Linked DNA regions of Homo sapiens: regions 2 and 3 are each linked to region 1. Evidence: read pairs that join two places in POLR2A ChIA-PET (ENCODE). Cell type or tissue: MCF 10A. All regions are shown on one strand. Region 1 overlaps LOC102723967 (a long non-coding RNA gene). Region 2 overlaps SYNPO2 (synaptopodin 2). Region 3 overlaps SYNPO2 (synaptopodin 2).

Region 1 (4,000 bases):
ACCAGCCTGGGCAACATAGGGAGACTCTGTCTCTACAAAAAATACAAAAATTAGCCAGGCATGGTGGCACATGCCTGTAGTCCCAGCTACTTAGGAGGCTGAGGTGGGAGGATCACTTGAGCCCAGGAGATAGTGGCTGCAGTGAGCCGTAATTGTGCCATTTCATTCCTGCCTGGGTGACAGAGTGAGACCCTGTCTCAAAAAAAAGAAAAAAAAATGGACAATTCACCTCTTGTAATAGGAAAGAGGGCAAAACATAAAGTTACAGATGCAAGTAAGTTGTCATGTATGGTTGGGGGAATGTGGATTGCTGACGGGAAGTGATGATGAGACAGAATTAAACTGACTACAGTTACCCTCTTGGTCTTTTTCTGTTTTCTACTCTCTGAAGACAATAAATATAATAACTATCATGGGCAGATAAGAACACCACAGCAGAAAATGATTTTTAGAGGAGGTGAGAGATGTCATTGGAGTGGGGGTGGGAGTACATTCCAAGAGTGACTAGTAGAGGGAGCAACCACTTTGACGAATATCATATGACCTGAGCATAAGAACGAAAATCACATTGCTGGACTGAGGGCCTGTATTCTGATGTGCAATGACTGTCATTATGTAAGGAAAGTAGGAAGTGATCAGAAGAATTTAGAAAATCTTATTAAAAGTTGAAATTATATTTAATAAGCAATATTGCTGATCCATGGGGCCCCTGTAAGGTTCTGTGAAGGGGAAGCGAAAGAAGATACTTAAGAAAGATAAAGCTTCCTATTAGTATTGGCTGTATTAAAAGACACCAACAAAGTGGTCTGTTGTTCCAGTCCAACTGGGGTCATCGCTGGCTTGTCTCAAGAAAGATATCAAAGTATAAGTCAACAAGGCTAATTTTATGTAATCACAGCTCACAGAAAAAAATTGTGATGGAAACAACTACTATACAGAAATTATATGGTAGATAGAATTAGGAATAGACAGAGAAAAACAAAGTTGACAAAAGAATCATCAATGTATAATGTAGAATTAATTTCAAAGCTCTAAAGCCCTGCAAATAAAAACATGTTTCATGAGAAATGAACTCTAGAAATCATTCATGTCCAGACAACAGTGATACCTGTGTGAGTCAGAACTAACCGTGCCTATCCTGAAATACTACATTATACCAAGTGAATGGGTAATGGTTGTAAGCTATGTTTCAAAACAAGAGGGCAGTGGGGCACATTGTCCCCATTCCTTATACCCACACCTCAACTCATGACTACCTGAAGTTCAAAGACTTCGTCCTTCAGGAACAATAAACTTTGTTTGTTTTTTGAGATGGAGTCTGGCTCTGCCACCCAGGCTGGAGTGCAGTGGCGCAATCTCGGCTCACTGCAACCTCCGCCTCCCAGGTTCAAGCGATTCTCCTGCCTCAGCCTCCTGAGTAGCTGGGATTACAGGCGCCCACCACCATGCCCAGTTAATTTTTACAATAAACTCTTAGGGCAAAATTTGTTCAAAGAAATTAGCAATCAACATGTAATCTTCGCTTTTAGATTTAACATCTCAAAATAAAACTCTGAGGCTTATATGCCAACCATCAAAACAAATCCTCATTCAAGTTGATGTATCTCGGAGCAGAGTGGTGGTCACACTCAAGGGCAAACCCATCTGGCCTTCACAAAAAGCCCATAGTTTTGAAAAGGCATCAATAAAGAAGGGGCAGATGGAGCTGCCAGCGCACACCACACTTGTATCCAGGAAGTTCCTTGCTCTCTTTTTGGCTGAGTAAATGACTCACTGTTGTAATCTTGAGTAAGTCACTTAAATTCCAAGCATTCAACTTCCTTCCATCCACTAACAATGACCTAATACTAAACATGCTTGAAAAATGATGTAAGACCATTTCCTCTCCATTACCAGCAGCTAAGAGTAACAGATGACTAAGGAAAAAAAAAAAAAGGAATGATCCATAAAGCAAAAGTAATTCACCCTTTATTATAAAACCACTCCCACTAAGTTAGGAGTATTTTTCCTAGGAATGTTTTTGAGCTATTTCAACATGGGTACTGGGATAGCTAATTCAAGAGCTAGGGTTCAGCTTTTTTCACAAAAACAGATTTTCAAACTATGATCTGTTGTCTAGGTGAGAACGAGTGTGCCAGTGTCTTTTAAAAAGTGTTTTATACTGTGTGTCCATGAACTTGTATCCTAATCTTCTAGTTTAATTCAAAAATGCTCACCAAATATAATAAAAGTTTATAGCTTTAGTTCAGAAGCAAATAGTAATTAGAAAGAATGAAGGCTTTAGCCAGTTCACTTTTGTACAATATAAAATGCAGATTAAATTTTTTTTTTTCAAAAAAACCCACAAAGGAAAAACTATAATATGGGGGTTAGGTATGTAGATTTAGCCAACACACCTAGCTTCAAATCTTGGGTCTGTTTACTAGCTCTAGGTTGAGGGAAAGCTTCTTAATTGCTCTAAGTTTTAGACTTTTCATTTGCAAAATGTGGATAGTAATGCCTGATCCATGCATATTGCTGTGAACATTAAGCAAGAAAAAATATACATATAAAAGTTATGCATAAGGTATATATGTAGCAATTAATGCAGTCTGATGCATAATTAATAATTGGGTTTTATAAGTGAGGAAAAAGTTGACCTGTGTAATACAGTAGTTTAATTTTATTCATTTAGTTTTCAGCTATTCAGAGCCTTTATTAAGTTCTTCTTTAGAAAGAAGTAATTTCTCAAATTCTTCAAAATCATCCACCAGGTTTAGAGCAGACATTACACACAATGTTTTGCTTCTCTTTGGTGACCAATGTGACTTCTACAACAAATTCTATTTCTTATCTCTGTGTTATTTCAGATATTTAAGTAATTTAATATTTCAAATATTACTTAAAACTTCCAGTTATTCTTGGGGATTATTTGCATGTCAGACATCAACATGTAGATCATTGCTTTGTTAAGTAGTATCTTGAAATCTAACTGTTTAGCAAAGTAGAAAGACCATAGGAAAAATAGTAATAAAAAAACAGAGGGAATAATCCTTCCCTTCCTCAGCCCTAGAGTATAAATGATTAAGCATCATAATTGCAGGGTTCTTTATGCTTTATACAGTAAAAATAACAGAGAACAAGGGTAACAAACACAGTTCCCTGTGAGCCAGTGGCATGCTTCCCTGCCTACCACATGTCCTAAGCCAAGACTTGAGAAACAGGTGACTTGGCAAAGAAAAAGAAATAGCATATACTCATAGAAAGCCCATAAACCAGAGCAGATATGTAACTTGAAAACCCAACCAAGGGCCTACTACCCTTTTATTGGTTGTGCCTCTTGCCTCTATTGCCTTGTATTACCTCTGTTGGTAGCGATCGAGGCTGTGAACATGGTAAGGAAAAAAAGAAAGACTGCTAAAACTGGCTTGGCACTGAATCCCGTCACACAGCATTACAGGTCTGTGAGCACACAAGCAGAATTTGACTTGCCCTTTTACATATCTTCACTATAACCTTGTCACTTTCTTAACTGAATTTACGGATCTCAGGTTGGTTTTGTCTTTACTATTCTTTACTGAATATTTACATCAAATGGGTGTTTGTTGCTGTCATTATTTTTATTGCTGTTTTGCCAGTTTGTTCAATGAAAATGGCCATAGCCAAATGGCCAAGAATAACTATGCAGAAATATTGCTTGTCATAAATTATATATCCTAATAATATGATAATGATATGCAACTGTTGAGTGCATTATATAACCTCTTATAAATGAATTTCTTCACTTTCAATTTGAATAGAGTTAAAAACTTATCAATTACAAAGTTGTTATGAAGAAGATAATCAGAATTACCCAGCTTGAAGAAAGTCATTTAATTCAGTGTCTTATTTCTATGCAAAAAGCCTCACAACTTATTAAAGACAAAGTTTATATTAAATTACATATAATATACACATTGCACGTATATAAACACACAAATACTTTCGCAGTGGAAATCTACTCTTAAATACTGTTATTTAG
Region 2 (4,000 bases), 110 kb before region 1:
GGTAATAATTCTCAATAAATATTAAAATTATCATTATTTTTCCCAAAGCCACAGAGCTATTGGTTGGGAGAATTTGAGCTCAAATTCAAACATAACAACATGTTTTTGCTAATCTGCACATGTACTGCCTCAATTTTCACACTTGATTTCATGAGCAGGAAAGTTATTTTAGTCCTGTTTATTTGAATAGCTAGAGCAAATATTGCATAAACTATTATTTGCCAGTACTTCTAACATTAATTTATGTGAATGTACACCTGTGTAGCTTGTTGTATTTGTTCTATTTTGGTTTGGTTTTTAGGTTTTAATATTGTACACTGTCATGTTTTTATGAAAACCAATAATTTAGTGTTTTTTTTTTTTCCTGGGGATGGGAAAAAGGTGTTAATGGAGAAGCAAATAAATGTGAAATGAAACAGTTCTGCCCCAGGGAACAGCAGGAAACTTCCCTAAAAGCAGAGGTTCCTAACACAACCTTATACAGCAGGTTGAGCAAAACCTAACTCTAAAAATGGTACTTGCTTTCAACTACAAGACAGGACATTTGGATTCTGTTTAGTTTCCAACTGAAGTTTTGGAAAGTACATCCAGCATTTCCTTTAGAAAAGCTCCAAGGAGTTTCTTTACCTACGAGTTATTCTGAAAAACATTTGTGAAAATGTGGGCTTTTATTTTTATTAATAAATGGCCACAGCTTTCATTTTGGGAGGAATTCAATTGACATTATGATGAGGAGTTTCAGGTCCAGACATCCTGTGTGCCCTTTTCTCTGTAAGCACAGCTGTGAGAGCTACAGGAGCCTCACACTTGGCTTTGCCCAAGCACAGTGCCGGCATCTCTGCGAAGGTTGGTGGCCAAGGAGCCTCCACAGGAAACATGCACCTTCCCCCACCCCAAAGTCATCGAATCGCTTCAGACTTGAGGGTCTCCACATCTTGACAGAAGGCTCAACTTTGATGAAAACTTCTCTGGAAGAACACTCAACTGGTACTTATGGTGACCAAGCAGGTCTTACAGTTCCCTTCCTCAGTTAAAACAACAAAAAAAGAACAAGGTGGTCACACATAAAACAAGAGTCATTGAATTAGGCCAGAGCTAGGCTTTGGAAATTGAATTTAAAGGCCTGGAACTAGGGATCTTAACTGCATACTTTAATGTTTAAACACAGGGCAGTTGACTTGGGAAAGCATCTGAGCTTGGTTCCGGCTGCACTCAGCTGCTTTAGCCTGCTGCCCTTGCCAGAAGACCCTGAATACATTTGAAAGCATCAGGCCCTGGCTCATGATTATGCCTGTGGGATGTTGTGCCCATAGCTTGAGAGGAGGTGTTCATCTTCTGGGGGAGTAAACAGCATGTGAAGAGGTTTCTGGAGTGTAACTGGGAATAGCTAAGGCTTTGGCAAGCTTAAGACTGAGTGAGAGTCAGAGCCTGAAACTGTGACTCAAATTGGCATATGATTCTGAACTTGTTTGCACCATTCTCTAATTGTTTCATGTGTGATCATATCTCCCTAGCAAGCCTGAGGGCATCTGAAGACAGAGAGCATGCTATTTTTGATTTCCCAAAAGAATCTGACAGAGTCACGGACTCGTTTTATTGACTGACAGTCAGTGCTAGCAGTGACTTCAGCTGCAAGTAAAAAAACAGTTTGTGTTCTGAGTAATAAAGGAATGTGTCATATAGTCATGCTTCCATGGAATATCATTGATTCATCATGATAGAAATATCCTGTGAAGCAAACATAAGCCAAATGCACACAGTAACTGGGAATCTTGTGGCACAGACAGAAGAAATAAGTGGATGTACTAAGAGTTAGGGACTTGGTGGAGGAGGCCTAACTTGTGTTCACGCAGGGACACAGACAGAAGCTCTCCAAGGAGACAACACCAAGAGTCCCTGAGAGTAAGCCCTGAGGCTGCAAAGACCCCCGTCCATCAGTAGACCGATCCACTTCACTCATTCATGTACTCTCTAATTCAGATGTTAAATCTTTCATGAATACAGAGATGAATATACATGGCCTCTGCCCCTAAAGGTGAGACATATTTGTAAACAGATACATTAAAACATCAAGCATAATCCCATATGGCAGAGTGATTTAATGAGAAGACGGAAATGGGGCTGGCTTTGCATACAGGTTTTGTGATCTATTATTGGCTGTATGACTTGGATTTTTTTTTAGCCTGTTTTCTCCTCTGCAAGTATGGGTAATAATACCTATCATATTGGATTATTGAAAGAATGAAGGGAGAAACACATAGAACTGACAGCTCACATGGTGCACAGGATGGACCCTCAGGAAATGTTCTATTCCTTTCTCTCACAAAGAAACGTGCAGTGCTGTGGTTGCTCAGAGGCAAGAGCAATGGCTGCCTGAGAAAAGGAGGAGAGACTTCTCCCAGGAAATACATCTTTGCTTGACCCTGAAGAATCAATAAGTCCCTTATTGAATTATTTATTCCGCAGATGTTTACAGAGCACTATTATACACCAAATATTGTGCCAGATGCTGGGGATAAGATGGTGAACAAAACAGACATGGTCCTTGTTCTCATGGATCTTACCTTCCAGACAGAGTGACAGACCAGACCAAACAAATAGACCCAGCAATTCTGAGCAGGGAGGCTAAGCTGGATAATTGGTTTTTGTTTGTTTGTTTGTTTTTGAGACAGAATCTCGCTCGGTCGCCCAGGCAGGAGTGCAGTGGCGCAATCTCAGCTAACTGCAATCTCTGCCTCCCGGGTTCAAGCGATGCTCGTGCCTCAGCCTCCTGAGTAGCTGGGACTACAGGTGCGTGCCACCATACCCCACTAATTTTTGTATTCTTAGTAGAGATGGGGTTTTACCATGTTGCCCAGGCTGGTCTCTGTTTTCCTGACCTCAAGTTATCTGCCCGCCTCGGCCTCCCAAAGTGCTGGGATTACAGGTGTGAGCCACCATGCCCGGCCTAAGCTGGATAATTGTAACCCTCAAATGCATTCAGGGGCTTCCGGCAAGAGCACCAGGTGAAAGCAGCTCCACATGCAGCCTGAACTGGGCCAACAGGCCCTTCCAAGTCAACTCCTTTGGGTTTAAACATAAAATTGTGCAGCTAATACCATCAGTTCCAGGACTTTAAATTCAACTTCCCGGGCCTAGTTCTGGCCTAATTAAATGACTCTTTTTAGTGCGTGACCACTTTTTATTTATTTTTTATTATTTTTTGAGACGGAGTCTTGCTCTGTCACCCAGGCTGGAGTGTAGTGGGGCCATCTTGACTCACTGCAACCTCTGCTTCCCAGGTTCAAGCAATTCTCCTGCCTCAGCCTCCTGAGTAGCTGCGATTACAGGCACGCACCACCGCACCTGGCTAATTTTTGTATTTTTAGTAGAGACAGGGTTTCGCCATGTTGGACAGGCTGGTCTTGAACTCCTGACCTCAGGTGATCCACCCGCCTCAGCCTCCCAAAGTGTTGGGATTACAGGCATGAGCCACCGCACCCGGCCTGTTTTTGTTTTTTTAATTAAGGAAAGGAACTGCATGACCTACTGCTCATTATAACTACCAGTGGAATGCTCTTCAAGAGAAGTTTCCATCAAAGTTGAGCCTTCTATCAAAGTCTAAGATTGAAGTGATTAGACTTTGGGAGACAGAGCAGGGGTGGGGGAGAAGAAGAGAAAGAAGAAAGAGGTATATGTTGCCTATTGAAGCTCCTTAGGCACTGACTTTTGCAGAGATGCCTGAATGGTGCTTGGGGCAGAGCCAAGTAGAGACTCCTGTAGTTCTAACAATTGTACTTAGAGGGAAAGGGGCTGGGAGGACTTCTGGCCTCATATCATCAAAGAATCAATGGGTAAGAAACAGCAGGCAATGCAAAGGGTGAGAGGAGGAGCATTGTAAGCAGAAACAGTACATAGAAATGCCCCGAAGCAGAGAAGTGCTTGGCTGAGGAAGTGAAAGTATAGAATAAAACGGGGAGAGGATAGTGCTTAATGGAGTTCGACTGGAAAGGATTCAGGG
Region 3 (4,000 bases), 78 kb before region 1:
ATAGCTTTTACTACATATATAACTTGTCATTTATGGAGAAATTAGGGGTGCTTTGTAGAAGGTTAGGTATAGTTAAACAGAAACACCACTGTGTTTGAAAAATAGTCAATTCTAGTCAACCAAACTTTCTGGTTAATTGAGAATTAAGTTGAAAATGCTTGTTTCAAGCACTTTGTTGAAAATCTTAGGTATTTTAGGCTCCTTCCTTAGAAAGCTCAGTATATTGAGCATAACTTAATATTTCTTTGATAGGTCAAGATTTTGTGATGGATCAGAATCACTCAATTGTAATTATCAGATGCACAGATGAATTAAAAATGTTTAAATATTAGACCATTAAACTGTACAATTTTTCATTAAAAGGATGCTTAAGAGACAGAAAAGAGAAACAACAACAAAAACTTACAAGCAGCCGGATTTCTCCAGTAAAACCAATATTTGAGGATGGACAAAAGCAGATGATTAGAATAAGGTTTTTGCACGACCAACACAGGTCATTTGGGAATTCAATCTCTTCAAATACCACCATCCCCACATAGTTGTTTAACAATATAAAAGAAACCTTTAAATGTAAAAAACAAAAGAAAACAATGAGGACAATAACAAGGAAAACTACAGCATTGACATTTTTATGGTGTACAAATCACAGTACAATCCATACTGATTTTGCAACGGAAGCTCTGGCTATTGCATGATAATGAATCCAGAAAGGAAAGCTTTGGCTTCCTGGAGAGCAGCTTTTAGGAAGATGTCAGAGGACATCTCAAGATGAACCTCAAGGTCCTCCAGGTTTTTCCTCAACTCTGCAGAAACACTACGCACAGTTACCCCTCTGCTAATCATTCAGTATGATTCTGTTCCGGGATGAAAATGAACTCACTATGGCCAAAATCTTGAGACAACAATGGAAATCTAGCATTATTCTTATAATCTAAATATTTACCCATCAAACTCAGTGTTTAAGGCCTTAGAATCCTTCCTTCATGTTATGAAGAGAAAATAAGTTTATAAAATACATAATTTACTAATACATAATTAAATTTATAAAATAAAAAAAATTACAAAGTAAGTAACTAATTGGTAGGATTCAAAGTGGAATCTCAATTGAAAATCAAGTCAAAAGCAATTATTATCATCACCACCACTACCACTATTTTAAATATCTGAATATTGTTTCCTGCAATAAATATTTCTGTCACTCATATCACTGTCATCTATCAGTAGAGGACAAGTGTTTTTACTTTTCCTGAACTATTGCCCAGAGATAGCTCAGTAAGACTATTTTAAAATAACTCCTTTAACATTCCATCTCTATTATCTTGAATGTTCTTAAAATAAGATTTTAAAAATTCTATAATTGTGACACATAAATTGTGGACTTGATGAATACCTATGTAGACTGATGGGAAATGAATGTTTTAAGGCATAAAGCTTTATTCGCTCATGCTTTTATGATATTTACTCATGTCTATTTATTTTACTTCAGCTGCTGATAAATGTTAATATTTATCTGGCCATTTGTCTGTATTGGTCTACAAGGCTGGCATGAATTGAAACTATTCTCTTCTCAGCTTCACAATTGATTGCTAACGTTATTCAAAGTGATTTAATCTACTTCCATCCCAAGGCCTTCCTAAATTAAAACTCTCTGACCTTTTGGTACCCTCAAATTCAGTTTAACAATGTATTTAACATTTTCTACATAATAATGATCTAATTTGCTAACATCATGCTTTTTTAATACGATATTATAATGTTGTATAAATACTGTATTACAGGGAAGCTTTTCCAATTACTTGCGTATAGAGAAAGGTGCATTTTGTTTAACTGTTAGTTTGTTTTCATTTTGTTTAGTTTTGTTTTGCCAAATGCAGTTGAAAGCAAAGGTAGGAGTAAGTATTTTGAGCATTGGTCGGAAATTGCACTACCACATAAATTCTAAGGTAAATTCCTTTGAGTAGAATCCAAGTAGAAGCTCACGCCCTTCAGCTGACGTGCCTGCATGAGTCATAACTGTCTTTTAAGGAAGGAGGAAAGGGGCAAAGATAATTATGCTGCTTCCAAAATTAAAAAAAATACAAATATAAAAAATGAAGGCATTTCCTACAGCTGTTCTGTGAATAATACCTCTAAAAACATTTACAGTTTAAATTAGAGTTTCAGAAAGAAGTTATTTAACTCTTAAACTGACATTGCTTCTTCTCAGAAACCCAAATTTGCACAGACAACTGGGAAGATCAAAATCAAAGAGCTGTGGTGTACAGCTCTAGGCTCCTTAGCTGAGAGATAAAGGAACAGTTTGACTTCAGATATCCTAAAAAGAAAATGCTCCAAGAAACAGATCCAAATAGAAGAAAGGGAGACATCTCAGATTATAAATACTCCATGACTTAATGATTCATTGCAGCACGGAAAGGATTTCTCTTTACGCAAGAGTACTGGGCTGGGTCCACTTATTACGAAACACATGCTCACTGGGGCTTAAAAAACAGCTTCTATTTCATTCCTTTCAAGAAAGCACAGCCTCTAAAAGGACTAGTTGAGTTATCTGTAAGTTAAGATTGATCTGAAGGTGCTGGATATGTTTATGTGACTTCATAATGTCTAGACCAAAACTTAGTCAATAAGACATTGAAATGCTTTGTCACATTCTAGCAAACTCATTATAAGAGATACCCAGATTCCAAGTACTTACAGATAAACGGGATCCATGTAGTTTTTTAAAAATAAAAGCTGAATTTAGGATGGATTCAGGTTTCATAATCTTGTGTAAGAGTTTCTTTGTGCTTTTAAAAAAGTTTATTTGGTATCTCTTTAAGTAATAATATGAACATGTTGCCACCTTCTGTTTTCAAATATGTTGCAACTGACATTTAGAAGAAAATATTTTGACTATATCACATATTAGACATCACAAAAGTGTCAGGAAGTTCTTTGGCAGATGTAACATAGTCTGATTTAAGTGTCTGGAATGATTTTTCTGTGTGCAGACCATCCAGTGGAATAAGTGAGGCTTTGATATCTGAAAATGAAAACAAAAACCTCGAGCATCTCACACATGGGGGTTATGTGGAAAGTACCACCCTGCAGATTCGACCGGCCACAAAGACCCAGTGCACAGAATTCTTCCTCGCCCCTGTCAAGACTGAAGTTCCCCTAGCTGAGAACCAAAGAAGTGGTCCCGACTGTGCAGGCAGCTTGAAAGAAGAAACAGGCCCGAGCTACCAAAGGGCTCCCCAAATGCCTGACTCCCAAAGAGGACGCGTGGCAGAAGAGCTGATCTTAAGGGAGAAGGTAGAAGCGGTACAGCCTGGGCCTGTGGTTGAGCTGCAACTGTCCCTTTCACAGGAGAGACATAAGGGCGCTAGTGGCCCTTTAGTGGCTCTCCCGGGAGCTGAAAAATCTAAGTCTCCTGACCCAGACCCTAACTTGTCACATGACAGGATTGTCCACATAAATTCGATCCCTACTAATGAGAAAGCAGACCCTTTCCTGAGGTCCAGCAAGATAATCCAGATCTCCAGTGGCAGAGAGTTGAGAGTGATCCAGGAAAGTGAAGCAGGAGATGCGGGACTGCCCCGGGTGGAAGTGATCCTCGACTGCTCTGACAGGCAGAAGACAGAAGGGTGCAGGCTTCAGGCAGGAAAGGAGTGTGTGGATTCTCCAGTGGAAGGAGGGCAGTCAGAAGCACCTCCTTCTCTGGTATCCTTTGCCGTCTCATCAGAAGGCACAGAGCAGGGAGAAGATCCACGCTCGGAAAAAGATCACAGCAGACCTCACAAGCACCGAGCGCGGCATGCACGTAAGTTCTGCCTGGGCTTTCAGAAGGGGCTTGGGAGTTGGGGGCATTTTGCTGCTTCTTTGCTTGCATGAGTTTTTCAGCAAGATTTTTCTTATGTTTCTCATTGGCTTAAAGAAATATTTAATTAATGCACAAAATCACAAATGTGAAATTGTGGAGAATACCAATTTCTAAATAGGAAGCAATAAGTCCGAACTT

What was found. Peaks named below come from ENCODE experiments on the same cell type or tissue, not always from the same donor. Only the 100,000 strongest peaks of a DNase experiment are listed, where the experiment ranks them.
Region 2: POLR2A ChIA-PET joins it to region 1 with 22 read pairs; 3 of 35 experiments call an interaction of 5 or more read pairs at or near these places.
Region 3: POLR2A ChIA-PET joins it to region 1 with 19 read pairs; 3 of 35 experiments call an interaction of 5 or more read pairs at or near these places.

What each region holds. Positions count from the first base shown.
Region 1 is chr4:119,101,664-119,105,663 of GRCh38, forward strand. All of the region lies in intron 2 of LOC102723967 (a long non-coding RNA gene), which reads left to right. Among named protein-coding and RNA genes, the nearest start is that of MYOZ2, 32 kb to the right of the region's middle. RefSeq lists an enhancer at 1,671-1,965. In MCF 10A, no CTCF peak of the experiment used is centred here; DNase peaks (open chromatin) are centred at 1,178 and 1,818.
Region 2 is chr4:118,987,962-118,991,961 of GRCh38, forward strand. The region is part of intron 1 of SYNPO2 (synaptopodin 2); the gene reads left to right. Among named protein-coding and RNA genes, the nearest start is that of SYNPO2-AS1, 5.2 kb to the left of the region's middle. In MCF 10A, no CTCF peak of the experiment used is centred here; a DNase peak (open chromatin) is centred at 1,520.
Region 3 is chr4:119,023,637-119,027,636 of GRCh38, forward strand. It overlaps SYNPO2 (synaptopodin 2), which reads left to right. Exons shown (of 5, transcript NM_133477.3): 3 at 2,991-3,802. Among named protein-coding and RNA genes, the nearest start is that of SYNPO2-AS1, 41 kb to the left of the region's middle. In MCF 10A, a CTCF peak has its summit at 2,820; DNase peaks (open chromatin) are centred at 1,995 and 2,435.